Linked DNA regions of Mus musculus: region 1 is linked to region 2. The links are chromatin loops, found by intact Hi-C in ENCODE. Cell type or tissue: heart. All regions are shown on one strand. Links, peaks and the distances in the headings refer to the core of each region. The heading gives the core; the rest is flanking DNA.

What was found. A loop is a pair of places that touch in the nucleus more often than their neighbours do. Peaks named below come from ENCODE experiments on the same cell type or tissue, not always from the same donor. Only the 100,000 strongest peaks of a DNase experiment are listed, where the experiment ranks them.
Region 1: it touches region 2 in a loop (3-fold over the local background); 4 of 42 quality-filtered maps call a loop at or near these places.

What each region holds. Positions count from the first base shown.
Region 1 is chr10:39,607,134-39,622,671 of GRCm38, reverse strand. Traf3ip2 (TRAF3 interacting protein 2) reads right to left here and starts at 9,738. Exons shown (of 9, transcript NM_134000.3): 1 at 9,326-9,738. Gm16364 (predicted gene 16364) reads left to right here and starts at 8,990. Exons shown (of 6, transcript NR_152259.1): 1 at 8,990-9,188. E130307A14Rik (RIKEN cDNA E130307A14 gene) reads left to right here. Exons shown (of 3, transcript NR_038037.1): 3 at 1-1,261. In heart, for the core only: no CTCF peak of the experiment used is centred there; DNase peaks (open chromatin) are centred at 6,491, 7,851, 8,571 and 9,271; H3K4me3 peaks cover 2,962 bases; H3K27ac peaks cover 4,147 bases.
Region 2 is chr10:39,160,604-39,176,141 of GRCm38, reverse strand. It overlaps Ccn6 (cellular communication network factor 6), which reads left to right and starts at 12,348. Exons shown (of 5, transcript NM_001127376.1): 1 at 12,348-12,549. The coding sequence starts at 12,502. In heart, for the core only: CTCF peaks have their summits at 4,184 (motif pointing left), 4,869 (motif pointing left) and 5,773 (motif pointing left); DNase peaks (open chromatin) are centred at 4,221 and 4,791; H3K4me3 peaks cover 1,495 bases; H3K27ac peaks cover 1,270 bases; H3K27me3 peaks cover 303 bases.

The sequences.
Region 1 (15,538 bases), core at 5,118-10,117, 440 kb before region 2:
CCCTGCCTCAAGGAAAGTCCAGACTGACATAGAAAATCCCTGCTCACCAGCCTTGACCTTGGGAGAAAGCCCCTGACCTGTGAGTGGACAGAAGGCCTGGTGGTCAGCCCGTGGGAGCCCTGGAGCGTGCACTGCTGGAGCAGCTCAGAAAAAGCTGAGAAGCCAAGACTTGACTGTCAGTCCTGGAGAATTAGAACATGCCTGCTAAATTTCAGTCCACTCTGAGGAAGGGGCAGTGCCCACAAGGAAACCTAGTGGGTGGGGTTCTGGCTGGGACTCATCTGGAGTTCCCAGGGCAGATGCCCGGCCCCAGCTTATAGACCATGATGCGGCTGGGCTTCCGTGTCTGATTCTTAAGTGCCTCAGGTAAACAGACTCTCCTTTGCTTTGCCAGGAGGAATGACATTACTATCAGCATTGTAAAAGTCTGTGGCCTTTGGGAGAGTAATTTTACTTCTAAGACTCTCCTCTACAGAGAAGTGTGCACACTGTTCCCAGTGGAGTCTATAAAGATAGCAAAGAGCAAAGACTTAAAACAGAATGGCTCTGGGTTTGAAGTGTTGTGTATCTAGACAATGAACAGCCCACCTTTAAACAAGCCCCACATGGACTGAAGCGGAGGCAGCTCCAAATGTATTAGGTGACAGTGCCACATGGCTCTGTGTGATGGTAAGATTATATGTGTACATGTCATCTCGAAAGGAGAATTCGGCTTATCTCTGGGGAGAGAGTCTGCATCTTTTCTCATTTGTACCGAGTATGGAGTGTGTATCTATCTCTCTGTCAGAAATGTCAAGGGAAGGGTTCACCATTGACCTGATGCTCACGAAGGTTAGGAACCAATGCCAACCACAATGCCCACCTCTACCTTCAGGAGACAGTAAACGCCTTAGAATACAAAACCCATAAACAACCAAGACTGTGGTGCCTGCTGGGGCTGGGCCTGAGCTGCACACAGAGGCTAGGTACCGAACAGCTGCCATGGTAAACTGGCACAGTTAGGCACGCGGCCGGGTTCACACGCCCTCTGCCCTGACTTTAAAGACAGCAGTCTTGGCCCAGCTTCCCTCACCCCCTATGTATGAGCAGAGAGCTATACTTGCTGGGTTTCCAGCTCTTGTATTTGGACTCCTCTTCTCTTTTCTCTTTTTTGAGAGAGGGTCTCACTGTGTATTCGTGGCTGCTCTGGAACTTCCTGGACCAGGCTGGCCTTGATGTAGATCTCTGCCTTCTAAAAAATAAAAATATGTTTTATGTGTATGAGTGTTTTTTCAGCATATATGTCTGTGCCTGGTGCCCTCAGAAGTCAGAGGAGGACATTGGGTCCCCTAGAGCTAGAGTTACGGGTGACAGTGAGCCAACCCAGAGGTGCTAGGAACTGAACCTGGGTCCTCTACAAGAGCAGTGGCCTCTTAGTCACTGAGCCATCTCTCCAACCCTCTTCATTTTCCTCAGCTCACTGTCAGTTTCTCTATGGCTTCCAAACCTCTAGTTTTTCTTTCCCTCTCCTAGGTCTGAGGCCAATATCCTCTACCCTCCCGCAACCCCTGCAGGATAGGGTTTGCAGAGAAGATCTTATCCAGCAGTCGAAAGCGTTGATACTTGCTGACAATGTGTGCCCCTGGTGTCCCTCCCACAGAACTGTTCATGCTCCCCTCTCCAGCCTTTCTCTGTACACAGCTCAGCCAGTATCCCTGAGCTGCCATGAGCTCTGCTCAGGTCTTTCCCCAACGTCCATGTCCTACAGTAGCATATCATACCTAACTCACCAGCGTCTCAGAAAGGAGGCCAGTAGTCTCCACAGCAGCTTTATGATCTCACCAGGGCCTCTGTCCTTCTGCTCATATTGGCCCCCCTTCTTGCACGTCCATCAGATAGCTTCCTACCCCTTCCTGTTTGCAAAGCAAGACTGTCTCAGGACACAAGTGAACCGACCTAATGCTATGCTCGAAGTTCACTGTCCCCTGCAGGTATACCAGGTAGTAGTAGTGTCACTGAACCTGTCACTGTGGTTCTAACTTAAAAGTGGCCTTACCCTGGACCAACCTGTATTCCTCAGGAGTGACAGCTACACAGAACTAAACTGCTTCTGGGTACAGACTTCTAGATTTTGATTGCTTCTCTACCAGCTGTGTAAGTCAAGGCTATGACCACAATAGAGTTACTTAGCTTCTCGGGGCCTCATCTACAAACAGAAAGGATTAGCAGCTCCGTCCCATAGTTGTGAGGCTAAAGAGGTCTATCTAGCATGGCCAGCATAGAGCCTGCTCCACACTGCAAGACACACGGCTTTCTAGATGCTGTCTCCTGCATGGTACACCAGGTAGTGGGCGTGTCACATGCTCCTGGCTGTCTAGGAGAGGATTCCCACCACACTGGATTCACATCAGCTCGTCTGGCCTTGGTCCACAGGCAGGGTATCAGGAAGCATTCTGCTAGTCCTTAATGAGACACACAAAGGAGCTTTTCCAAAGCCACACAAGAGCTTGGTGAAGGCAGATCAACCTATGGATTCTTAGCAATTGCCACAAGCCACTGTGATCCAGGGCTGGCAACTTTTTCCTATAAAAAGCCAAATAAAATATCCTTTCTGCTTTATGGGTCATATATTGTATTTCACTGTGTGTGTGGTACATGCACAGATACGTACACATTTGTATGCATGTGCTTACACATGTATGTGTTTGTGTGAGAGAGAGTGTGTGTGTGAGTGTGTTTGTGAGTGACTGTGAGAGCAGGTGTATGTGTGTGTATATAGGTGCATAAGTATGTGAGTGTGTGTGTCTGTGTGTGCACGTACACACCCATAGAGACAGGGCAGTTGCTTTTACTTTATTCTTCTGAGACAGGGTCTCTCACTGACCCTAGCCTTTCTGACAAGTGAGGTCCTAGGATCCACCTGTCCCTGACCCAGCACTGGGACAACAGGGACACAGGCATGCACATCCCTTTCCACGTGTGCTGGGGATTTGAGCTCGGACATCATGTTTGCACAGCAAGTGTCCTTATCCATGAGCCGTCTCCTAATGCCTCTCTACTTTCTTCCTTCCTTCCTTCCTTCCTTCCTTCCTTCCTTCCTTCTTTTTTAAACAACCCTTTAGATGTGTAAGGATAGGGGCTGGAGACATGGCTCAATGGTTGGGACCATCTCCTGCCCTTCCAGAGGAACTGTGTTCTGTTCCCATCCCCACGTGGGATGGCTTCTAACAACCTGTAACTGCAACCCCAGAGGGATCTGCTGCCTCTGGCCACCACAGGCAACTGCACTCACATGCATATTACACCCCCCGACACACACACACATACACACACACACACACACACACACACACTTAAAAAATCACTAAAAAACAAAAAATGTAAGCCGAGCGTGGTGGCACACGCCTTTAATCCCAGCACTCGGGAGGCAGAGGCAGGCGGATTTCTGAGTTCAAGGCCAGCCTGGTCTACAAAGTGAGTTCCAGGACAGCCAGGACTATATAGAGAAACCCTGTCTTAAAAAACAAAAACAAAAACAAACAACCAAAAAAAACCCAACAACAACAAAAAATATAAATTAACATAAAAATGATTCTTGGCACTGGGCTAAGACTAGAAAGACCTCATAGACTACGTTTAGCCCAAGGGCTACAGTTTACCAACTGCACATAAAAATTATGCTGGTGTGGCAAACTGTAAGCCAGATAACATGGATCTGACTAAGAAAGGTTGCCCTCTCTGACCTGTCTTTTGTTAATCTTCACTGAATGGTGGTTATTCCTAAAATGGTTACAAGGATTTTTTATAGATAGTAACTCATGTAGTTCTCACTGTGATCTGAGTTGACAGGTACTGCTGTTGGTTCTGTTTTATAACGGGGCGGGGGGGGGGGGGAATGAGGTACAGGCAAGTTAAAGAACTTTCTCGAGGTCCTATGGCCAGTAGCAGTTCAGCCCTAGAGCCTGCGGAACGGACAGCCCGCCACTGAGACAGAGGCTGTGTATTTGGGAGGGCAGGATTCAGAGCGTTCACCTTGACCTGAAGGGTTGGACACACCCCTCCAGTGCTCGGGAAAGCTGCTAAGAGGAAGCCAGGGTGTCTGCCTCAAGCAGTTACAATGGAGGCTGCCATCAGACTGCAGAGGCCGCTTGATTTGGAAAAAAGCACTTGATTGGATCTCATTAAATTTTAATCATAAACTGAATTCAAAATAAATTGAAACCTGGTTGACAGAGCACAAACAAAGGGTGATGATAAATGCGGGCAAAGCAGCTGGAAAGGTGATCGCTTCCAGGAGACATCTCTGAGGCAAGGACGGGTGGGACTTAATGAAGGCATTGTGTCCCTGGAAGAAGACAAACAGCAGAGCCAGGGAGAGGAAGGCAGGAGTGAGCAGCCTTCCTAACTCATAAACGGCCTAACAGCTCCTAAGTAATCAAGACTAGCTGATCACCAGAGGATTGGATTTGTGTCTCATGGATCCTAGCCTGGCCTTGAAATCCTGATCCTCCTGCCTTCACCTCCTACATGCTGAGATTATAGGTATGTACCACTATGTAGGCCGGATTGAAAGAAATGTGTGTCTGCGTGTTTGTTTGGTGGGGGTACAGTACATATGTGTACGTGCTCGACTGCTTTTGGAGGCCCGAGATCCAGGTCAAGCGTCCTCAATTGCAGGTGCACTCGTGTGGAGGACTGAGTCCCACACTGTGTCTTCTTCCATTACACTCCACCTTATATACTGGGGCAAGGTGTCTCCCCACCTCAACGTTGTGGTAGTTCTCCCAGCTAATTTGCTCTTCAGATTTTCTGGCTCTGTCTCCCAAGCACTGGAGATTCCAGGAGGGCTGCCACACCCGCTTGGCTCTTGGGTGCTCTCTGTGGGTCTGAACTCCAGTCCTGAAACTTGGGCAAAAAGCACTTTACCCTACAGAGACATCTTCCTAGGCCTGAACTTTTTTTTATTTTTTTTATTTTTTAAATACTGTCTGGGTTACTGATAGAGTTGAAGAGTCCTAAAGGCATACAACAGCATATTCCAGGTGAGCATAAGAAATAAAAACATGCATTAATAATACATGCATTAATAATTGGGAGGATCCTAAACTCTAATTTGGATATTTTCTTGTCTTGTCTTTTCTTTTGGTTTTTCAAGACAGGGTTTCGTCTAGGTAGCTCTGGCTGTCCAGGAATCCACTCTGTAGACCAGGCTGGCCTGTAATTCAGACATCTGCCTGCCTCTGTCTCCCAAGTGCTGGAACAAAAGGCATGCGCCACCCTCCACCAGATCTGGATCAGATATTTTCAGTCATAGATTCTCAAGGTATTTTTTACTCTCCAGAGAATAATTTGAATTTTCTTCTTACATTTATTGATTGTTTATATGTTGCACTGAGATGCCATGGCACCCAGGAAGACAATTGGTCAGGAATCTGTCCTCCATTTACACCATGTGGATTCCTAGCATCAAGCTCAGGTTGTCAGGTTTGGTGGCAAGTAACTTTACAAGCCGAGTCATCTCGCTGGCCCCAAAGACTAATAGGGTTTTTTTTAGTATGTCTAATCACAGATCTTTAAAACTATCTGTAAATTTCTTTGTCTACTGCCCAAATGTATGCAAATTACCATCAAATTGGTTTCCCTAGTAGTAGATTAGTTTGGAGGGAACTGTCTGGCTCACCTGAGTGATTCAAACCCCAGTGAGCAAACACTTCCAAGCTTGCTGGCAGAATTTGCCTGAGAGAGAAGCTGTTCCGTTACGATGATTTACCAGAGACTTTGAGGTGGTGTGAGCCTTGGAGACAAGGGAACATTTGCTGGATCTTACGAGGAAGACTCACAACAGGCTGAGGGCAGTCATAACACTCTGACGTGCAAAGTGGACTTGGGACTTAGTGCTGAACTTGAAATGGGGAGGAAGACTTCTGGGAACAGACTGCCTACCACATTGAAAGCTGGTGATAGAAACATGGAGAGAAACAACTTCAAGCCAGTTCAGGAGCTTTTGTTGCCATGGTCTGTCTGTCCGGCCGGCCGCCCACCTTCCTGCCTGCTTGCCCGCCTGCCTGCCTGCTTCCCATAAGGTGGCCTTTCTAATGCATCTGTTTGTGATTCCTAACTCAGTTCAGGCCACAGAGTGAAGCGGAAGGGACAGGAAGGGGATGGAAGAGAGGAAAAAGCCTGGGATCGTTACCGCTATGGGAGAAAGACCTTGTAGTCTGTGTGCATGGCAGGTCAGGAAGGATCGCAGGGGAGAGGCACGCCGGTGTAGAGTGGGCCACTGGCCAGGATGTCGAGGCAGATGACTTGGGATAGGAAAAGTTCAGAGATGGGCATTAGGCCTGAGAGGAGCAGTAGAAGGCTGGGCACAGGGTTCCACCACGGCAGAGGAGCCAGGTGTCCTGCATTGCTGAGGGAGTTGCCAAGACCCCATGCAGATTGGGTCTGCCGGGTGTTCAAAGGGAACAGGCTGTACGAGGGTCTCCCATCTACCCAAATATCTTGCTTTCAGCAATGCCATGAGGGAATCGAGCCAAAGTGGCAACATGCTAAGGGCAGCCACTGGATGGAAACCCACCCTTCCTTGGCTGCTTTCTAGTCTATGGTCTGTCTCCAAGAAGGCCTGGGGGCACACCTTCAGCACACACCTGCACGCAGCACACACCTGCACGCAGCACACACCTGCATGCACACCTGTACACAGAAGAGTGGGCAGAGCACCGAGTCTGGAGTACACATGGGCTCTGGGATGCCCCCCAGAGCTGGGCAGGAGACAAGGAACACTGGAGGGGAGCGGGGAGAGGAAACCCTGTTTCATGACTGAAACTATCTGGGAGACAGAACATTGAGAAGAAATAGGAGAGGCCTGGAGGACAGCGTCTAGATTCCAGCCATCCGATGCTTCTTGTGGAAGGTCAGCTGGACTATTTTGATAAAGAGGATCAAAGTTTAAGGGTCATTTACTTGGCTACGGAAGGACCTGGAAGTTGACCACACCTCCACCTGCATCCTTTCCTAGAGCCTACAGTTCATACAGATATGCTTTTTAAAGCTAATCTAAAATTGCCTGCTGCAGAAAATGATTTGAATTCAGGATCTGAGATTTCCATTCTGCAACACGAAAGACATTGATTTAATTTAGACAAACTACGCCACCGTAATCTATCTTGCTGATGCCTGAAAATAGGGCTTTCTCCTCTTAATTTTCAGTGTATTTGAAAGTCACTAATCCCTTCATTCAGGGACGTGCAGGCTCGAACACTGTGTGTCTTCGGGCCCTCTGAGAATCACTAAGCTAAGAAACTCTCTTGTCCCACAGTATCCTGCAACGTTGTCTGACCCTCCCTCCTGCTTAAGGCGGCCCCACAAAGTGAACCTGTCAGAATGGCTGCATCATTTGCCCCCTAACGCTTGTCCTGTGTGGAATGACTGGGGAGAGCAGCACCACATTAAGAGTGGCTGTGGTGGCACTTCTACCATCAAAGTGCTGCTACCCCACTTTCAGATGATAACACTTCAGGATTTGAAATAAGAATCAGGAACTCACCACAAGCAAACGTGCCCTTATTCCAGAATACAGAGAAATGAGGCTATAGACCAGAGCCTGGATTCCCTACAGAGAATTTAGCAATACCCAAAGCTCCTGGAACTGTATTGACAGTAAGTAGTTGCTCAAAAGAAACAATAATAACGTTTCTTAAAGCAGTGGTTTGGAAAAGGTTAAGAACCCAGCGTATCTGCCAGCTGGTGATGACTCTAATCATAGTCACCAGCCTTACATGGTGCTGGGTGGTTGCTCTGTTCCCTTTCCCCTCCTCCCATTAAAGGCCCACACACGGACTGCTGGGGCCTGGAGTGCCTTCCGATCCAGCTCCTGGCCTCTGCAGCAGGATCGTCTGCCAGCTCTGGAGCCTGCCTTGACTCTCAGTAAACACATGGGACATGAGCTAAATTCAAGAAATCCCATTTCCCCCTGCGTGGTTAAAGCCAGAAATGATGGCTGGATTCTAGGCTGCTCTCCTGCAGAGCTGCAGCTGCTACCCCACCCCCACCTCACCACCACCCCACCACCCCAACACCCCAACACCCCACCACCCCACCACCCCACCACAGGCTGCCTGCCCTGACAGCTGCTTGACCTTCACCCTGGAAAGCAGATGAGGGAAACTGAGAAAAAAAAAAAAAAAACTTTTTTTCAAAGTTTACGTGCAAGATTGAGTGCCTCTACAGCATCTGATGACATGCCAGGTTCTGGGGGCTGGAAAAATAGAAGCAAAGGCCTTCCTAATGCACTAGTAGCAGGGGTAAAATATATATGTGTAGTAATCAGTAAACAAAACAAGTTTTAGAGACCACCCATTATGGTAGTACCCTTCTGGGACTACCCTGGCCTTGGTTTCTTAGAAAAGAATTTAGACATAATCATGTTAGTGTGTGAGTGCACACATATGTATACACACACACACACACACACACACACACACACACACTTTGTGGATGAAGAAATCCAGGCATCTGGGAGCCAAAGAGAATTGCCTAAGAGATGCACCCACACCAAAGTGGAGGGAGAACTTGGAAGCACGTTTTCTGCTTTTTTCAATTACTAATTTGGTTTCTTTCCACGACACCCTTAGAAAAAGTCTCTAGTCTAAGAGGCCACTGTGAACTAGGAAGTCACAGAGAAGGCAGCTTCCAAGATCCAGTGTTTCTTCTCTGGCCTCCCCAGCACCATCCAGACCCAGCAAACCACTGGCTAAAGGAAATGGAGGCCTGGGGGGGGGGGGAATGTGGGGGGGGGGCGGCGAGCACTTTCTGACCCAAGAATGTGAGGCTGGTATTTTCCCCCAGCATAAAATAGAGAAAAACTGGGAGTTGGCCTTCCCGCAGTCCCTGACGTGTCTTGGGCTGAAAGCCAAGTACTTAATCCTTTCTACCATGGCTCCCTCCTTGGAGAAACAGTTTTGATTCGTTTTTAAAGACAGGTTCTTGCTACGTCACCCAGGCTGGCCCTGAACTCACTGCGTACTTTGATTTCTTGATGGCTGACTATGAGTACTGAAAACTCCAACCCGGCAGCGTGTAGTGCTGTGTGCCTCTCCTTATAGAGTTAAACTCAGCCAGGCCTGCCCGAGAGAAACCCTAAACTGGCGCCACATTCCTGCTGGAACTCTGTCACAGTCTCAGCTCAAACTGGCCTCCAGATGGACAAGGTAAAGGTGGGGGCATGAGGGCGGAGGGCGGAGGGAAGTGAGATCAGGACCTTGTGGCAACAGAGAAGCCAGTGGACTGGAAAGCCGGCCAGTGGTTAAAGAGGTCAGAGCAGCCAGGCACCAGTGAGTTCACTTACCTAAGATCGCCACCGACAGACGGCCCAGGGGGTGGTCGCTGGCTCTGCTCACGGGGATCCACCTTGGGCCGCTCAGACCTCCCTCGCCCTCTCCAGTCCCAGGTAAGTGGTGGAGCAGGCTCTCGAGCAGGAAGTGGATGCTGTATGCAAATCTCTACGGAGAGGAAGCCTCTGCTCAGCCTCTCCCCGTGGGGCAGTGAATCAACCGCCAAGAAGTCACTTTATTTCTTAAAACAGAAACCTCTTGCGTTCACCAGAGAGAACCAGCAACCAATTAGGCTGCATCCTGCTTTTACCACCCAGATAAGAAACTGTGAGGAATGCCCCGGGCTTCTGGGTTACTGCAGCGCCTGAGAAGGTGTCTCCCGGAGACAGAACTTGCGGTCTTCACACTGCTTATTCTTGAGCAGCTTCAAACGAGCCTGGGCCTGATAATGGGAGGGAATATGAAGCAAGAACTTTTAACTGTGTTTTTTAACTCACCAAAACAGATTTGCTGCCTGTAACTATGGGGCAAAGGATTCACTGCCTACAGCCCTGTGCAGGACTGTATCACACACACACACACACACACACACACACACACACACACACACACACCTCTGACTTCTCATTTCACAATCTTTTGATTTGGGTTTTTGTTTGTTTTGCTTTTTTGTTTGTTTTTGTTTTCGAGACAGGGTTTCTCTGTGTAGCCCTGGCTGTCCTGGAACTCACTCTCTAGATCAGGCTGGCCTCGAACTCAGAAATCCCCCTGCCTCTGCCTCCTAACGCTGGGATTAAAGGCATGTGCCACCACTGCCTGGCTCTCATTTCACAATCTTAAGTTTATTTCTTTCTTTTCCCTTTGTTTATTCAGTACACTACAGAATTTATTGCACAGACAGGGATCCTGGAGGCAGAACAATGGCACCATGCTATGTGTGGGTAATATAAATCCAGGTTATTTCTAAAGCACTGGAGGGTGATGGGAGCCAGTCCGGGTGTGAACTCTCAGGCCACCAGCCAGCACTGATCGCAGCCACTGAACTTCCCCCCTCTACCATAGAAAGTGTCTCAGACTGAGCCAGTCCAGTCTCTCCACTCTTGCATAGGGAACATTGCCCAAAATGTCCTCAATCAGATTGCCCCAGGTCTGCCTAAGTATTACACTTAAAGTTGTACCACACATTATAAACAAAGGGAATGTGGCTTGTTTTTAAAACTTTATAATAAAGTGGTACACATTGTGGTGTGTTCTTACAATGAAGTACTACTTAGCTGTTAAAACAATGAAAATTTGTATTCATTTGTATTATTTGTACAAACATGGGAAGGTGGCTTTGAGAAATTATTTAATAAAACATTATTCTTGACAATATATATATATATATGTAGTGACAGAGAGAGAGAGGTGTCCCCAGCATGTAGGACACTGCTTATGACATTGTAGGCAGTCACTGTATACCTGTTGGATCATCACGTCAGAAATGGCTGTAGCTGAGCCTGGTAACACAGGCCTGATAGTCCCATATTTATTAGCTCAGCCTTGAACTTTCTGCCTCGAACATTATTATTAGATCTTAGGGGTTGGGGGAAAACAACACTCCTTGTGGAGTGGCTGAAACGAGGGTAATTGGGGAGGGGCAGCTGTCAGCATTGAAAGGAGAACAGGAAAGGAAGGCATGGAAGGGGTGGTAGAGGAGAGAAGATGAACTCATTTCTCATAGCTGTCCTTAAATGGGCTGAGATGAGCCTCAGAGTAGTTTCTGGAAACCTCTGCCTTTGGAACCCTTTCCATGAGGAGTCAGGACAGCCAGTCTCCACCCAATGAGAGCTGTGGCCTGGGGGAAAGGCAGCAAGCCTAAGGCTTGTCTGAGGTTGCTGGGCACCCCTCCTCTCTGAATCCATCCTGAGTTTGGGGAATGGGATAACAGCTCCTTGCTGAGAGCATCTGCTGGGCCCCTCCTGGAAAGCAGCCCAAGGATGTAAACTGTTTATAGAGAGTCTCCTGCGCCGAGAAACTTCTGTCTGCGCATGCCTGGCAAGCTTAGACTGAAAGGAATGACAGAGGCCATGCCTGAGGACTGGGACATCAACATCTCAGGTTCCCAGATGCTATCCACTGCTGTCTGGATGCTCGTGTGTAACCTCCAGGGAGCAGCTCTTTCCTGAGGACCTTTGCACACCTTTAACAACCTTTAACCTTTAACCTTTAACTTTCAAGCAGACCCGAGAGGTGCAGAAGCTGCCATTTGCGCTGTGCCTTCGAAGAACACAACACTCAAGAGACACCTGGTAGCTTCTAGAAGGGCACATAGCTAATTTGTGGAGCAGCCAGAGCTGTCTCGCTTGTAGTGTCTTTCCTCCCTCGGCTGCTTGGCTCTGGACTGTTTCCTACAAGTTTGAGTGCAGCTGAGGTACTTCCCTTTCTTTATACAATTCTTGACAACACTCAAGAGGGGAAGGAAGGAAGCAGTAAACAGGCATGGCCATGGCTGCCAGTCACTTGGGTCTGTGTTTACTGTGTTTACACATGGATCGCTGCTGTCAAAGTCAAAAGGAGCAGGTCGTGGTGTCAAGACATGGGCTAACCATCTCACGCTGAGTTAAAAAGTCCAGAAGTCATTCTGTAGACCAGGCTGGCCTTGAACTCAGAGATCCGCCTGCCTCTGCCTCTTAAGTGCTGGGAGTTCCAGGACAGCCAGGGCTACAGAGAAACCCTGTCTTGGAAAAAAAAAAAAAAACCAAAACCAAAACAAACAAACAAACAAAAAAATCCAGATGTAAAGGATTTATGTTTGCCAAGTTCTAGGGCTTGTTTTGGTTGCCTTTCTGTTGCTGTGAGAAGATACCATCACCAAGGCAACTCAGAAAAGAAAGTGTTTAGTTAGGCATTACTGTTTCAGAAAGTTAGACTATGTGGTGGTTTGAATGATCGGCCATAGGGAGTGGCAGTATTAAGATATATTGCCTTATTAGAGTTGGTGTGACCTTGTTGGAAGAAGTATGTCATATGTTACCGCCTCCTATGCTCAGGCTCTGCCCAGTATGGAAAAGACCCTCCTTGCTGCCTGCATAAATGAGTCTCCACCTGGCTGCCTTCAGATCAAGACGTAGAACTCTAGGCTCTCCAGCCCCAAGTCTACTTGCATGATGCAATTCTTCCATTGATGATAATGTACTGAACCTCTGAACCTATAAGTCAGCCTTGGATATACTGTCTCTTCACATCAATAAAACCCTAAGTTAGTACTAGGGACTAGGGTATTACTGTGATAGGCCTGATCATGCTTTTGTTTGGAAGAATGTGGATTTTGGGACTTTGGATTTTAAATGCAATGGAATGCTTTAAGTGGGACTTAATGGGCCATCCTTGTAGGAATATGAAAGACTTTGTTGCTGAGAGTTCTGCATCTTGTTCCAAAGGCAGACAGAAGACTGGCTAGGAAAAGGATCTTAAAGCTTGTGTGATCTTAAAGCTCACACTCACAATGACACACTTCCTCCAACAAGGCTACACCTACTCCAACAAGGCCAACTTCCTAATAGTGCCACTCCCTGGACCAAGCATATTCAAACCACCACAGAACTATAATTCAAAAATGGAGGGCACACCTGTGAGAGATTGAGAGATTTTTCTGATTAGTTGAAAGTCAGTGAGTTCACTTCTAGTCCAGAACTTTGAGGTAGGAAGATAAGCCTCTGATTCAGATTTTGAGATGGGAAGACACAGGTTTTTTATCTAGACTTGAGATGGGAAGACATCTTTAATCTGGGCAATACCTTCTTCTGGAAGCCAATATAAGGACATGGAAGAAGGAAGGTTTTTGCTTTTTGCCTGCTTTGCCTTGCCTTGCTCACACAACCATTCCTTCATTTCCATTGGAATATACTTCTTCAGAATTTTTACATATACAGAAGACCAGCTGAAATACCCAGCCTTGTGGGACTGAGCAACTACTAGATTCTTGGACTTTCCATTCACAGCTAGCCATTGTTGGATTAGATGGACTGCAGCCTATGAGTCATATATGTGCGCATGTGCGCGTGCCTCTGTGTGTGTGTGTGTGTGTGTGTGTGTGTGTGTGTGTGTGTTAGAGTTTTATTTGCTGTGAAGAAACACCATGGCCAAGGCAGCTTTCATAAAGGACAATATTTAATTGGGGCTGACTTACAGGTTCAGAGGTTCAGTCCATTATCATAATGCAAGAAGCATGGCAGTGTGCAGGTAGACATGGTGCTGTAGAAGGAGCTGAGAGTTCTACATCTTGATCCAAAGGTAGCAAGAAGGAAACTCTGCCTTCCACAGACAGTCAGGAAGAGGCACTCAAAGCTCACTTTCACATGACACACCTCATCCAACAAGGCCACATTCTGCTCCAACAAAGTCATGCCTCCTAATAATGCCACTTCTCATGGGCCAAGTATATTCAAATCACCACATTCCACTCTCTGGTACCCGCAGGCTATGGGGGAGGGGGTGTCATACCTAGCCATAGCATAACAAAATATATTTAGTCTAATTTCAAAAGTCCCCATAGTCTAGTACAGTATCAACATTTAAAATTTCCAAGTCTCTTCTGAGATTCATGCAATCTCTTTACTGTAATCCCCTATAAAATCTAAATAAAAAAGCAGATCATATACTTCCAACATATTATAACACAAGATATACATTATCATTACAAAACATCATAGTGAGGAAATACTGAACTGCTACATCCACTCCAGTAGTAATACATGTGACCTGGAAGCAGTCCCGAGGCGAAAAGTTCATGGAAACTTAGTTTCCTGAAACCTGGAACCCTGGCATCTAGTATAACAAATGTTCCAAACTTGTCCTTGTGAATGGATCTGTGTGCTTTCTTTCAGTATTGTTTTATTATAGGTGCCTCTAAGCAATAGCTTGTCAAATACCTAAGCAAAATCTAACTTTGCTTCCTGGCCTTCACCAATGCCCTAGGTAGTCCTTGAGCCGACTCTGGGCTTGGAATTCAGTAAGAATGTTACCTATTCAGTAACATTCAGAATTGCCTCTAGTATCGTAAGAGAGATAGTGAAAGAAATCAGGCATTACTATCTACTAGAGAGTTAGAAATCTCAGGGCAAGCTTAGCAACTAAGTTTAGAATTCTTATTATAGTTAGGTACGGCAGATTACATTACTTGTTAGTAGAAGTCCCCCCATACAATCACTTAGAATAAAAGCAAACTACTCACATATACAGGAATTTACAGTGGTTTTGGAAGTATATCAAACTGTGGTTTAAGGAGGAACTAGAATATTGCATTATTCATGAGAAGGTTAGCTAGAGTGGAACTCCCTAATTAGAACTATGGCTTGGAAGCTGGGCATGGTGGTGCACACCTTTAGTCTCACCACTCAGAAGACAGAGGCAGGCAGATTTCTGAGTTTGAGGCCAGCCTGGTCTACAAAGTGAGTTCCAGGACAGCTAGGGCTATACAGAGAAACCCTGTCTCGAAAAACCAAAAAAAAAAAAAAAAAAAAAAAACAAACAAAAAAACACAAAAGAAAAACAAAAAAACAAAACAACAAAAAAAGCCAGTATCAAAACATGGCCTAGTCGGCCATCACTGGAAAGAGAGGCCCACTGGACTTGCAAACTTTATATGCCCCAGTACAGGGGAATGCCAGGGCCAAAAAGTGGGAGTGGGTATAGGGGAGTGGGGGTGGGGGAGTGTATTGGGGACTTTTTGGATAGCATTGGAAATGTAAATGAGGAAAATACCTAATAAAAAAATTAATTCTAAAAAAAAAAAAAAGAAGAAGAAGAAGAAGAAGAACTATGGCTTGGGCGTGAAAGCCCTTGCCCGGGGAGTGTAAATACCTCACACCTGGCTTCTAAGAATACAGCTGACCTTAGATAGAGCTAACTTTGTCTCAGTTGTTTTATTGCCTAGTTCCTGCCAGTCTTTATGCTTGCATTCCTCTGTTTTGTGTAAGAGTCATTAAGCATCCAGTAACCTCATTGTACCTTGCTGATGTGTCACCTAACTTCCCAATTTTCTTCTGTACTAAAAGTCTGATGTTCAATTTGACAAATTACATTCAGATATCACACTCCCTTGTGTTCGTATTTGTTTGTCATCTGTGCCAACTCCTTGCCCACCTGTACCAGAACCCCGTTTTCTTGCAGATTGAGGACCCAACTGAGGTTCATGTGCAGCCCTGGACCAAAGCAAGATCACAAACCATCTGGGCAAACTCCAA
Region 2 (15,538 bases), core at 3,455-8,454:
TGAGTGTCTGTGCAGTAGTCAAAACTGCTCCCATTTCAAGATGTTAATGGACACGCCATGCACAAAAAGATAACCTCTACAATGGGTCTGCAACTTCTCACTGCAGCAGTAAGAAGTCTCCTATCATAATAGTATTGGAAGAGAATGGGGTGTGTGTGGGGGGGGGGGAGGTGGAGTGTGGGCCAGAACATGACATGTCCAGTAATATAACATAATTATATTATAACTATAATAAAGTGACTGGATGATTTTAAATAAAGGCAGTATCTTTAAGACTGAGTTCATCCATCCTTTTCTATGTCCTTTACCTGTGGTAAGAGTCTGTGAAGGTTTGGTGTTGGGATGGTAGTCACCAGCTAGATTGACACAACCTAGAATCACCAGGGAAAGAATAGAATCTCAATGACAAATTGTGTAATTGTGTACATTAGATTGGCCTGCCTGTGGGGAACTTTTTTTTTTTTTTTTCATTCAAGACAAGGTCTTTCTGTGTAGCTCTGGCTGTCCTGGAACTCGATTTTTAGGTTAGGTTGGCCTCAAACTCAAGAGATCTGCCTACCTCTGTGTGTTAGTTTGAATATGCTTGGACCAGGGAGTGGCACTATTAGGAGATGTGGCCTTGTTGGAATAGGTGTAGCTTTGTTGGGAGAAGTGTGTCACTGTGGGTGTGGGCTTTGAGATCCTCCTCCTAGCTGCCTGGAAGTTAGTCTTCTCCTGGTTCGCTTTGGAATAAGCTGTAGAACTCTCAGCTCCTTTTCCAGTGCCATATCTGGAGGCTGCCATCCTTTAGACTGAACCTCTGAACCTGTAAGCCAGCCCCAGTTAAATGTTGCTCTTCATAAGAGCTGCCTTGGTCATTGTGTCTCTTTACACAGCCATTTAAGATCCTCCACCTCCTGAGTGCTGGGATCAAAGGCCATGTACCACCACTTCCTGGCAGGGAGTTTCTTAATTGGATTAAGTGAAACAGGAAGACCCACCAGGAATGCTGGGTCTGGACTGGATGAAGAGCAGAGGTGCTAAGCATGGGCAGGCAGGCAAGCACTAAGTTACTGCTCTCTGCTCTCAACTGAAGATATAACTCCACTGGCTGCTTCAGGTTCCTGCGGCCCTGACTTGCCTGCGGTGATGGACCAGAACTGCAATTGTGAGCCAAATAACCCTCCCTGCTCTCCCCCTTTTAGTTGCATTTGTCCTAGAGTTTTACCATAGCAACAGAAAACAGAGCTAAGACAGGTCCTTGCAGCTCGCCTGGCCTCGTGTGTAGGGAAGGAGACAGGAAGTCTTCTCATGGCAGGTCCACAAGTCCATCTGAATTAGCTTAAGCAAAACCGACAATTTACTCCAAGGGTATGGAAACTCATAAACCACAGCTTAATAAAACATGAAAAGAGGAAACAAGAGGAATGCGCTTCTTATGGTACCCAATAGGAGAGGCTGACACAAATCCAGAATCCAGAATGCTGTCGGGCTTTGACATTAGTATTATTATAGAATTAATATAGAGTGGTTTTCTATCCTAGGAATGGTGAGTATCTGTTGGGTCCATTAAATGTTTTCTTTTTAACTTTATGAAATCAGAACTAAATCTATGCCATTTTACAGAGCAGGAAACCTAGTCATAGAGTGCTGCCACGCCAGGTCTCCTGTGACGCTGAGCCTGTCACTGAGGCCATCGCCGGGTCCCATTTTCCTGCCTCAGGGCAGTGCTCTTTACCCTTTGCTCCACAGATTCTGAGCACCGCCCACGCCATCATCAGCCCAGTGAGAAGTCACTTTTCTGTCTCTAAAGTTCAGTCCCTCAGAGGTGGGACTGAGGGACTTGTGTCTGGTGATGGGGCCAGAAGGCAGGACGTAAGCACTCAGAGCTATGCCTGCCGGCCACCATGCTCCCCACCACAATGATCATGGACCAACCCTCTGAAACTGTAAGCGAGCCCCCAACTAAATGCTTTCTCCTGTATGTTGCCTTGGTCATGGTCTCTTCACAGCAATAGAACAGTAACTAAGGCGAGATGTTAAGGGACGTGGCCTACAATCTGGGGAGATGGGTGAGCATGGGGCTTTGCATGCAGGAGAGACTGAGGCTGTAGGGCAGCCAAACACTTGTCAACTGGTATTCCAACTTGGCCTCCTGCATGCCTCCTTTGTTTTCCTTGCTTTGCAGACATTTAGAGAAGTATTTCACTTTCAAAGGCAGCGACTTGCCCATTCTATGTGCTATGTGCATCTGATTCTCGTTCTCTTTCGTGTATTGCTTCCTTCCACCACTGTCTTGTCATTAAAAAAATTAAAATAAAGTCAGGCCAGTTCTCCTTTGATCATGCTGCGTTTCTTTTCTCTTTCCTTTTCCTCTGTTCTTTTTTTCATTTTTTTTTTTTGGCAGACTGTCTTAGAATAATCATGAAATAGAGGGTGTGGTAATCATTGGCCAAAAAAGGGAAAAAAAAATCAATCAACAAATAAACACATGACTCCGGAATTATGTTGTCCAGCATGGTAGCCTCTAGTTACACGTGGCTATCTCAATTTAAATAACTGAACTAAATACAACTAAAGTGTCTTTTCACCATTCACAGCAGTCATCCATTTGGTACTTAATAGCACACTAGTATTCTATATTATAGAATATTCCAGTCACTTTACATTGTTTTGCTGTCTAGGGATGTTACTGATCCCAACAATAGTGCAGATGGCCTGAGAAATGAGCTGAGTGGCAGAAGTGGCCCCTTGACCTGAAATGGCTCTCCTGCTCCCAGGGGCGGCAGAGTCCAGCTTTCTTCCCCCGCTCCCAGGGGCGACAGAGCCCAGCTTTCTTTCCCACAGCTGCGCTTCCTGTCGATTGCTTCCTGGCAAGCTCCCATGTGTGTTTTCTCAGGACCAACATTTGTATCACGTGACCGTGAGTTATTTCTTTTACAGCGAGCAAAAGGCAGTAACGCAGTTTCTTAGGATTGAGACTGACATCCACTTCTGGAAGTGAATTTTTTATGCACTCGCTTAGCGAGGGGCGGCACTGAAGGAAGCTACAGATCGGAAATGCTGGTAAACAATGTGAAGTGTTTAGCAGAGAAAAGCTTCGAGATGCCGGAGGAAAGGGAGTCCCCATGGTCTCCATCATGGGAACCCTTCTGTCTCTCCTTTTTATAACCTTCCAGAAATGGCAGGCCATTCATGACAGAGGCACTTCGGTTCCTTAACATTATCTTGTTCCCACTGGGACAAAATTTACTTCATGCAATAGCAAACTATAGACGCAGTTTCTGGAATCCTTTGCTTCTATTGGGGACAGGAGGATATCCTGTAGTCTGACGGGGTTCCCGGTGATGTTTCTTCCTAGAATGGGAGGAAAGGAAGTCTTTCACAGTCTCCAGGCTTCAAGTGAACCATAGAAAGGAGGACCATGTGACCTGCAGGCTGCGAAACCTAGAATCCCTACCCAAACCAAGGCGGAGGAGGAGCCTAATAATGATGGCTCTCAGCCTAACAGAAGCTGGACCTGGGACCACAGGTAACTTGATGGAAAGGATTCTAAATATAGCTAAAATTCTAAATATATCGGGATAGTTAAGCTTGAGAATGAAAATTTTTGGTTGCAGCAGTTGTATATACTAAGGTTGGCTATAAAGTCTTGAGACTGTTCTGTGATAGGCCCACCCAGCGCTCAAATGACGTTTGAGTAGCAGCATCCAGGACGGAAACATGCTTCCCACGGTGAAATCTTGACTCGGGTTTATTTGGGGGATCTTTTGTGGAGGGCTCTGTCAGCTGACAGTCCCATTGTATACAAGAATGAGCTCGGTCAGGATCCACTTCAAAGCAAAGGAAGATGTGTTTCCCGTGAAAGTCTGTGTAATGCTTCGGAAGTCTCAAGGAAGAGAAGTAAGGGGAAGATGGAGAGTTGCATTTGAAGGCTGTAGGTGCAAAAACTCTAGGATTTGTGAGCTGAGTCGCTCTGGACTACGTTTAAATACTTATTTCATTTAGGCGAATGCAAATGAGACAACATAAAGATGCCTCCTATGTCTGATTTGCAAAGAAAGAGAACAATACTACATTCTAATCTACAAATCTGTAGTCAGAGAACACACCGACCAAATAAAAGGACTGCTGCGTTAACACATTCGCTGTTTACTCTGAAATGTGTTTGCATTGTCTGAGATTCCCATTTAATCGATTGGTCGCCCTCTACTGGTCAGAAGGGCGAGGCTCCAACCGCAGAGATCACGTGGAGGCCCCACCCACGGTTGACTGTCAGAGCATTTCTGACTGTCCAATTGTGCAAATTTCCGGTGACAATGATTGGTGAACACTTGGCTGTGTTTAAATCGACACAACGAGACCATTTTATGTGAAGAGTACTTCCGTTTATCTATATAAGCATGTTTTGTGATTGGAAAACCAAAAGGAGAGATGGACCCCCGCCCCGCCCCAGCTCCACTATCTCATTGTCTTTCTGCTGCTGGTATATTATGTATCACTACTTGGTAGTACTTTAAAACAAATGTGGATTTAAATGATTTAAATATTTCAAAGGCTACAGCCGCTGTTCAGAACGCAGTGTGTAATGATTCTCATCACAGAGAAATCTGATCTTGCTATGGAATGAAAAAGCCGAATGTTTGCGAAGGAGCAATGCACGTTCCCTACCCAGCCAAGGACTTTTTGTAGGGATGGAAAAGCCTCTTGCAGCAACCATCCTAGCGCTACTGCAGGAGTCTGGGCGAGATGGCGGCGGGGCTCCTCCCACCTCTGCGGCAGCAGAGATCAATAATGCAAGGCTCTGCGGCAAACGCGCGCCTCCTTTCTTCCCTGACAGCGACCATAAGAGCCTTCGGCTGGAACATTGACCCGTTGCGCCATCTACCGACCACCAGGGTCTAGTGCAGCTTTGAGCTGGAAAGTCCGGAAACAGCGTGAAAGCTGCATGGGTGAAGGGAGTTTTCAACACCTAATCTCATTTAAGAGGACAAAGAAAAAATAAGTTTTTTCTATCTGCCTGTGAAAAATAACACGAAGGCTTGAAGCTCCCAATGCCCATCATCACATGAAATATAGACTTGTTAGGTTTTTTGCAACATGTCTTAGGGTTACTATTGCTGTGATGAAACACCATGACCACAAGCAACTCCGGAAGAAAAGGATTTATTTAGTTTACAGGTCCATGACTGTCCATCGTCGAAGGAAGTCAGGACAAAAAACTAAAGCAGAGCAGCAACCTGGAGCCCAGAGCTGATGTAAAGGCCACAGAGGAGTGGCATCTTACCAGCTTGTTCCTTATGGCTTGCCCAGCTGCTTTCTTACAGCACCCAGGACCACCTGCTCCGGGACGGCACCGCCCACAATGGACTGGACCTTCCCCATTAATCACTAATTAAGAAAATGCCCTACAGCCTTGCCCACAGCCCCATCTTAGGTAGGCAGTTTTTTCATTTGAGGCTCCCTCCTCTCCGATGGCCCTAGCTAGTGTTAAATTGACATAAAATTAGCTAGCGCACCTGTTATTTTGAAAATAGTCTGTTTTCTACATGATCCAGGATAAAAGAAAGCCCTGTACAAGCTTATATGACCAAATTTGAATTTCAGGTTAAAAACCAACAATTAGTATAAGCATGCCACATATACGTTAAAGCATCTCACTGGGCATCCTGTCATGATTATTACCTTTCATCTTGTTAGCCAAGGCTGACAGCCCTCTCAGTAAACCTGTCTACAGGTTTTACAAAGGTTGGTAGCTCTGCTTGGACTGCTCGAGACTGTGGCGCCCTCTTCTGGCTTCCATGGGCACTGCATTTGTGTTCTCCCTCCCCACACACCTTCATGACGCATTATTAAAAAACTCCAAGTTAAAAAGAAAGCCAGGAACAGCACACTGCATTTGCGTGCTTTTCTTTGCTTGTGACATTAGCTCCAACCGCACTCGGGAGCATGGTTAATGCTCGGTCCTCTCTTGCCCTCCCTCCTTTTCATGTGGCGGTTTTCTGTGTCTGTGGCTAATTAACTTAGCTCTCCTTCCCACTCAGCATTCCCTCTGCAAAAACAAATGACAGAGCGAATTATACCGCACGGACTTACATTTGGTCTTGCTTTTTTTACGCCCGTGGAACGAGGGCGCCTGCTTATTTTCAATAAGCTCTGACCCAGGCCCTATACAGGTGGCAGGGCAGGGCATATGTGGTTTGAGGGTTGCTAGGGACCTGGTTCATTAACAGCCAAGCAGAACGTTGTAACTTCTCCATTCCCCCTGCATGGGAGTGGCACTACCTCCCCTTGGCCCTCTCCCCATCGCTGGCTGCCTCAGGGACTGCACAAGTGTTCATTAACAAGGCTGCATACGGTTAGTGGAGGAAGGGAGAACATGCCTTCTCTCATGCCTGCTTCACTGCAGTCACGTAGGCAAAGCACTGAGTCGTGTTTTGCCCGCCTGTATGTCTGTGTGAGGGTATCGGATCCCCTGGAACTGGAGTTACAGTTAGGAGCTGCCATGTACATGCTGGGAATTGAGTCTTGTTGATGAGCAACCAGTACTCTTTACTGCTGAGCCATCTCTCCACCCACTCATGTTGGAATCTTGAAAGTAGAACTTGGTAAAATTTGGAGATACATTTAACAGAAACGCTCAATAATTAGTATAAGTAAATGGACACAACTCTAAATGACCAGTAAATGTCCTCAAGAATATACACTGTAAAAGTATCTTTTATTCGCCTGATCTAATTGTTCTCTTTGTGGCTTACTGCCCCAATCTGCTACTATGGGCCTAGCCCTGCCTGGAAGCTTCTGGCCTACATATAATCTAACCCAGGCTTAGAATGCTTTCAGCTTCTGGAACTTACTGCTGAATAAGCTCATGCTTTCTGAGGTCTGGCAGGCTGCTTCGACTCCAAGCTGCCTGATTCAATCTGGCTTCTCTCTCTGCCTCTGACGTTTTGCTCTGCTTGGCCTCATACTAAATCTGGCAATCTATTCTAATCTTCTGGCTCCTTCTCCTTCTCTGACTTGTTCTGTGTTCACCTGTGTCTAGCTTGTTCTCTCTCTGCAACCTGTCTCTGTAAAACTCTCCCCACAAAACTGCCTCCTCTCCCTTTTTGCTCTGCTCCCCAAAGTAGCTTCCCTTTCCTCTCTGCCCTTGTGAGAGTTGGGCATATTCTATTCTGTCAAATCTTTCTCTGATTCATCCCTTTGTCTGCCACCCAATTAGACATCAAACACAGGTGCTTCTTTATACAAACTAACTTTACCTTCATTGTTTGGGATTAAAGGTATGTACTAAGGGTGCGTCTGTATTCCAGCCAGAGGGATTAAAGGTTGCGTGTTATGAGTGTTGGCATTTAGTCTAGGCTCTGCCCCACAGTTCCCTGGCAACAGCCAGGTGTGCCTGACTCACTATAGAAGGAGCTGCTTGCCCCTTCCTCTCTCTCTTGCTCTCTTGCTCTCACTCTGTCCTCTTGCTCTGTATCTTCTCTCCATTCCCCTCCCTCCTCTCTCTCCACATGCTCATGGTCGGACTCTACTTCTCTATTCTCTCTCTGCCCTTCTCTATCTCTACTATCCTCTCATCTCCCCTCCTCACGCCCTGAATAAGCTCTATTCTACACTTCACCATCATGTGGCTGGTCCCTCAGGGGGAAAGGGATGCCTCGGCATGGGCCCGCACCCGACTGCACATCCGCCAAAACACATCCCTTCTCTCCTTATCCTTTATAAACACCACAATGGGTGAGCCACACCACAAATAGAATCAGGTTTTTCCAGTAAGCAACACAATATCGGGTTCACACAGTGATCAAATATTTGGCAACAATACATATGCTTATCACTGGTATTTAGAATATTATTTTCCTTCCTTATATAAATAAGGAGGAAGCTTCAATGACATAGCTTCTAAGTATGGCAGAGGAGAAAGTTTATCATAGATATGTGGGAGAGCAGACCCAGAGGCAGAGACACCTGGGGGAGGCCAGTGTAGATGTGATCCTGAGCTGAACCATGTGGGGGGGGGGGGAAGAGAGGGGAACCAGGAGCAGCAGCCAGGAGACCGAATGGGACAAAGAAAAAGAGCGGATAATCAAAATGGTTGGATTAAATAAAGAAGAGCAGCCCAGTGTGTGAGGGGTGGGGGGGAGGGGGCGGGTGTTGGGTATGCCAGCCAGGACAGCCTGGTAAAGGGTAGGGGCTGAGGAATGTGGGGGTGGGGTGATAGTCTGGTGGCCAGGTCCGGTTTGGTATGTTAACCTCAGCCATCTGTTTCAGGTGTGGACGTTGCTGGCTGCGTGAGTTACTTTTCCGACTGCTGTCAGGAAATGAACTCACAGCGCATGTCAAGGGTTCACATCTGAGGGGGCAGCCCCTCGTGATGGGGAGTCCCGGGGCAGGAGCCCAGGCTACAGCTCCACTCAAGGAGCAAAGGGCAGTGAACGCCAGTGCTCAACTCCATCTCACGTGCTCCAAGTCGGATGCTCCAGACCTGGCTTTGACCCTGAGGCTTGAAGATTTCCAAATTACAGTGCATGCCATCACGTGTGTTCCCAGGATTTATATCAAACGTGAATATGGCTCCTCAAGTTCATTTGGTCTGGCTCTAACCTTCAAACCCCTACCAAGGGCTGGATGGCTCCACAAGCTCACCCTCTCTGGCTCTAACCCTCAAACCCCTACCCGAGAACGGACTTTTTTCTAATGGATCGGTGTGTACCCTTCCTCCTCACCTTCAATACCACCACCGCATACACACGACTTCCTCCTAGTAGATACCGAACAGCAGCAATGTAGGAGGCTAAGATGGTGCCCGGACAAGAGGTCAGTCACCAACTGGGCTTCAGTTACCAACTTTTCTGACTGCACCTGGATTTTCCACCTCTGCCAGGTGCTTCAGGCTATGCATCGTTGTGAAGTTCCTCATGGAAGTTTGTCCACACAGGAACCTCTGCGGCCAAGTGAATCTCCTAACACCTCATGCTGAGCCAAGTCCCATTGGACTCTTGGTCCCTCTTGATATCTAGGAGGAGACCAGGAAAAAGACATATACTGAAAACACAGGCAAATTACCATGATACGGGCGACTGTGTGATGTATAGACTCTGTGGCGAGGCTGTGGGATATGGCAGGGTGACAGAAAGCTTTTGGTCCTGGCCACACACTGGCTTCCAGGGAAGGCAAACAAAGGAGATAGCAGTGGTACCCATCCCACATTGTGACCAGGAGAATCAGGTGGTTCATATACAACACTGAGTGCCATAGGGAGTCCAGAAAGCCAGGTCAGATGTTATGTGTTATTATAATTCAGTCTGCTTTCCCTGAGGGGAGCATGGCCCTCCCTCAGAGTGTGCTTTCTTTCCAGTAGGTTACCACGCAATAATCGCTGTTGCTCTTTCAGACAGGGTGAACATTGCCTGCTCCATAGCCAGAGAGATTGGAGAAGAAGTGAGCTTCTCCTGTGCCAAGCTTGCTGACCAACATTAAGGTTTCTGACTTTGCCTCTGCAGAGGCGGGTAGACTAGCTGTGAAGATATCCTTAGTAATGGGCTTTGTCCTTTGCTGACAGCGTCCTGTCACTAGAGGCAAACCTAAACCTCCTGCCTGAGCCATGGGGCAGAAACCCTCTTTACCTGGCATTGCCTCTGAACTTCGGAAGCCACTTGCTCAGACTCCCCACTGCAATCTAAGTTAGCTCTTGCCTGTCACTCCTTCTGAGCTCTTTTATGTCATGAGCCTTTATTCAATTTTTAATGATAGATATTTTGTGTGTTTATTTATTCAAGGTCTGCTCTGCCAATAGATTGCAGAGCTCCAGAGGGCAAAGACTAAGAGTGTTTTATTGACCAAGCACAATGACTTAGCTTTAACTTTTTAATCTGTTAAATGAGGACAGCGATAGGGCTTTTGTTCACCTCACTGAGCTGTGAAATTAAAAGAGATAATACACGAGAAACATCCTTGTAACTCACGAAATGTGCTTCACATAATAGAGATGCTTAGGGCTGTGTCTGTTGGAGGGGACATCAGAGGCTGAGTGTTTATGAATGAGATCATAGTGAGAGACTAGATCCGAATAGCAAGCACTTGGAAATGGATACACGCCGGGACAGCTTTTACTGCATAAAGCTGAACACAGCAGTTCCAGCCTCTAAAAATATCCCATCACTCAGAACTCTCAGTCAGTGAAATAGTTAAGCACAGAGAAGTCTGGGGGAGCCGGAGCTGGCAGCGAGTAGCCCAGAGCCTCTCAACCGCAGGAGGTTTTGCTAATTAGTTCTCCATTTCCTACTGAGAGGCAAGGACAGACAGACAGCAGTGACATCCTCCCTGTTCCACAGTGGAGTTCAGAGTAAAGGAAGACATTTCCAGAAAAATGGCCGCTGCTGCCAGTTTTCCACAGAGTGAATGGGAGGAGCATGAATCTCTGCAAGACCAATCGCTGCCAACGAAAGCAGCTTTATGTCTGAAACAGGGAGTTAGCGCCAGAGAGATGTCGTTGACTAGCCAGGGATGAAGAAGTTATCAAGTCTGGTGGCCAGGAATCACTGAGCCTGGGGGTTCAAAGGCCAGATGATCACTAAACCAGGACAATCAAAAGAGAAAGATCAGGCTGGATCAAAAGCAAGCACAGTCTCTTCTGCTGAGCCACTCTGGGGTTTTGTCTTAATTCTCAAGGAGCAGGATACCCCGGGGATGGTTAGTTTTGATTATCAACTTGGCAAGCTCTGGAACCAATTATGAAATATGTCCTTCCTTGGATCTGTAGGGGTGTTTTTAGAAAGGATTAAGGGAGATGGGAAGACCTACCCTGGATTTGGGCGGCACTGTCCTGCGGGACAGGGTCCCAGCCTAGATAAGGATAAAGCAAACTGAGCTCTGACTTTCATCTCTGCTTCCCGACTGTGAATGCATTGTGAACAGTGGCCTTATGTTCTTGCCATGACTTCCCTGCCATGATTGACTGTGCCTTCCAAGTGTGAGCCAACATAAGCCCTTCTTCAAGATCCATTTGCCAGACATTTAACTGATCCAAGACCTTAGGGTGGCAAATGAAAAGGGTACTGTGAGGTTTGTATAAGCTTGGCCCAGAGAGTGGCATTATTTGGAGGTGTGGCCTTTTTGGAATAGGTGGGTCACTGTGGGCATGGGCTTTAAGACCCTTGTCCTAGCTGTGTGGAAGTCAGTCTTCTCCTGTTTGCCTTGAGATGCCTGCACCATGCCTGTTTGGATACTGCTATGCTCCCACCTTGATGATAATGGACTGATCCTCTGAACTGTAAGCCAACCCCAATTAAATGTTGTCCTTATAAGAGTTGCCTTGGTTATGGTGTCTGTCCACAGCAGTAAACCCCTAACTAAGAAGGGTACCATCTGGGTGGCCCAGTGCACATATAGCTGCAGGCTACTGTGATGTGTGCATGCTCATGTGCTATTGGCTCTGTGGGAGCACAGCCTCCCAGAGGTCACCGCTGTGGGAGGCCTTACTTATGTGCTAAATTCATGCTCATAAGGGTGGGAAGAAAGAGGCCCGGACACTGTAGATCACGTGACAGGCCAAAGGGAGAAGAGCTGTGGGAAGGTAGGTTTCGCCTGCTGGATCTTCAGGAAGACAAGACTTGGACAGAGAAAGAACAAAGGTTAAAATGGATACTCTTAACTCTTGTCCTGGTGACAACACAGGAGGGGACAGGCTGGTGGCCACATGTGTGTGCACACATGGTGTGTTTCTGGAGAAATGGTTCAAATTCAGAGTAACTTACTTTTTAGAGTTTTAAAGATTGTTTTAACTGATACACAAAAACAAAATTATATGTATTAATGGGCATCTTGTAGTGTTTCGTATGTTAAAAAAAATTCTCACTCCAATTTTCTAATTGGGAAAATCTAATTGGGAAAACCTAATTGGGGAAACCTAGGGTTAATTTTCTGTTGTCTCCCACAAAACTACAACTGCAGATAGGAGCCTAGTTTAAGCAAATGTGCTGTGGGGAGTCTACTTACACCCACTAGGTTAACCCCTTACCATTGCCCCAGGGGTGAGATGTGTCGGAGTATAGGACGACATGGGGTGGGGGCTGCTCACCAGCTCAGGAAAGGCCTCTAGAATCTGCTGTTGGTAGGACATGAAACTCAAGTGACATGAAATGGGGAGAGACTGGACCAACACCCGGCAGAGAAATCAGAGAGACCAAGGGCAAGGTGGGAAAGATGTCCAATGCCACCCAACTCCTGGAAGACGGGCTTGGATCTCAAGAACAGGATGTCCGTCCTCCCTCAGAGAACAACCTCCACTTGCTCTCGCAGAGTCCCTGTAGGAAGGTGTTGGCCCCTCCTGACGCACACCGTGCAGACCCAAGGAGCTTCTAGAAGTCCAGTGAAATCCGCAGGGCACTGGGACAGATCCTCAGACGGAAAGTGCAACCCGGGAGTCTGAAGCCCAGGAGGTGGAGACGTGGTTCCTTGTGCAGGAGACAGGGGAGCTTTGTGCCTGGCGCTTCTCCATCTCTCCATCCTCCCGGCATCATGCGTAGGCTCCTCTTTTGCACTCTGCTCATGACTGGGCTGACACAGGTAAGTCCTTGTTTCACATTCAGACTCCAGCTGTACATCTCCAGGCCCAAAGTACAGCTGCAAGGTAGAAATGGGGGAAATATACGGGTAATTATTTAATGAGAAATGGGGAGCCATTTTCCTTTCCAGAACGTTCAGTTTTAGCTTGGGAGTTTCGTCTCGATGCTGGACACTTCCCCCTTTGAGGTGTACACACTGAAGCCTTCTTGCAATGTGTGAACAGTCCACTAGTGTTCCCTTATGTCTATTTACACAGTCCACCCCAGCTCTCGGATGGGTAGCACTGACGGCCACAGCTGTAAACATGATCCCTTCATGAGAGGTTGCAGGCGCGGGCGGGCGAACACAAGGGCAGGCGGGCTCGCCTTTTCACAGCTTGTAGCATGCAAAGAGCTCCTGGCAAAAAAACGGGTTTGGCAATGATTTTTTTTTTTTCCCCCAGCTAAGCCTGTCCTTGTTTGAAAGGAACGCTTAGGAAGGAACATTTAGTGTTAAACTTTTACTTTATCTTTTCTCAAGCCTTGGGTCTTTCACTTTTTGTGAGTGAATCTGTCCGTGGAAGCTCTAAATAATTCGGAGGGCAGAGCATATGAAGTTTAATTTAAAATGAGCAATTCATTGCCTTAGTGTTTTTGATTGAGAAGATTAAAGCAGACAGAGTTACTTGCTGATTTATTTACATGAAGGTCACTGCTGGCTCTGACCTCTTCCGGTGACATAGAAAACATGGAAGGGTAAGGAGTTGGAGCTGAACATGGCTGGGGCAGCAGAGGTATTCTATACAGTAAGGGGAGTTGTTATACCGTCTAGAGGTGTGAGGTTTCAGAAGGCTCCTAAGAAGGATCTCAGCGATGGGTTCTTCCTGCTGGCACAGCTGGAGGACATTTCTTCAATAGCTCTGTGCCCAGCTCTCTCCTGTTCTACACTCTCAGGAGAGGCAGGTGGTTACTGTCAACTGAGGACTAGGGCATGTTCTTTTTTTTTTTTTAGTTTTTTTTAGAGCATGTTCTTAAACAGCAAATATTCTAGCACACAGAGAAATGTACAGAATAGAAAACAAGTGCAAATACAAAGAGATATTGTACTTAGACCACAAATTATCATTCGTGATTAATTTTGCCTTAATTATGTGTGGGTTTTTTGTTTGTTTGTTTGTTTGTTGTTTTGCTTTGTTTTGGTCATGGTGATAAAATACCTGAAAAATAATTAAAGGAAGGTTTATCTTGGCTCTCGGTTTAAGTTCATGGTTCTTGGCTGGACATTTCAGCCTCTGATGAGACACAGCATGGCAGCAGAAGTGTGTGATAGAGGAGGCAACTCATCTCACAGAGAGAAAAAACAGAGAAAGAGGATGTTATGAAATATAAAGAGGCAAGGTGTGCCCCTGAGAAATTACGCCATGCAACAGATCTGGTATAAGCGAGTTTATTGGGGGAAGGGAGAAGAGTGGGGGCCTGGGGAAGGAGTAGAGGCATCAAGTGATCCATGATGGGGGGCAGCAGAGAGGGGAGAAAGGGGCTCCAAGGATAAAGAGGGGGGAGAGAGAGAGAGAGAGAGAAAGAGAGAGAGAGAGAGAGAGAGAGAGAGAGAGAGAGAGAGAGAGAGAGAGAGAGAGAGAGAGAGAGAGAGAGAGAATGTGGAGAACAGAGAGAGCTGGGTGTCAGGCAGTCCTTTTATACACAGCCTGCATCTGCTGCACCTGGTGGCAGGGGCAGGTGATGGTGGCAGGTGATGATGTAAGCAGATGTTAGGTCCCTGAGAGCAGCCTAGTGGAATCACCTGTGAGCTAGTAGAGGCAGGAGACAAGATGTACTGATACAGCCCCAGTGATGCACTTCAGTAAGGTGCAGTCTTCCAGTTGTCCATTCAACTGCGAATCTACAAATGTGTGAATCCATTGGTCAGGTCAGCACACTCCTGACAGCTGCTCCCCCAGAGTCCACTTATGAGTAGTGATGACCAGGGGTGTGTGTACATATGGCATAAGTGTGAGCACACATGCATGTGCTCATGTCTGTGTCTACATGGCAGTCAGTGTACAGCACTGAGTGCCTGCCTCTAACTCTCCACCTTATTTTGTGAGTCAGGGTTTCTCACTGAAACTGGGCCTTGTGGTTTCATCTAGACTGGTTGCCTGCAAGCCTGGGGCACTGATTCTTCTATTTTTACCCCTAGGCCAAACTTTCCTGGGGCACACTTACAAACATAACCAAGGGTTTGATGACATCACTGATATGGTGAATAGCCACTAGATATCAAACACTATGCCAGACATTTAGTCCTTATCTTAATCACCTTAACTGTCTAAACAACTGTACCAAGAGCATATTAAGCTCATTTCACAGAAGACTGATGCTCAAAGAACAAATAATAGGAAATTAGTTAAGATCACAGAGCTGGCCCAAAGCTCAGCTCTGTTTTAAGAACATTCTCTTGCTTCATTCTGTGGTCTGAAAAGAAAAATATGCAAACTTCCTTATATTATCAACATATTTTCTCTTTCTTATGAGACCTAGTTTGTGTACTTTTATATTACAGTCTATTATAATTTCCTTGGTAATTTTTGTGAGATGAGTCTCCTAGCCAAAAAAAAAAAAATATTTTTATCTGGAATGTTTTATTCCTTCATTAAAAACTCTCTGTGCATGCCACTCAGGTGTTGGGTCTCGCCGTTCACTGTGGTTGAGACAGTTTTCCTGTCCTGGCTTACATGGGACAGGTGGTCCATGAGCTTCTGGGCCGCTCCTGTTTCCACCTTCCATCTGGTGTGCTGGAGGACATGCTCTGTGGCTGGGGTACAGACTCATGCTCTGCATTGCTGGGATATGGACACATGCTTTGCATTGCTGGTGTATGGATGCATGCTCTGCATTGCTGGTGTATGGACGCATGCTCTGCATTGCTGGGATACAGGTGCATGCTCTGTGTTGCTGGCGTATAGATGCATGCTCTGCATTGCTGGGGTACATTTGCATGCTCTGTGTTGCTG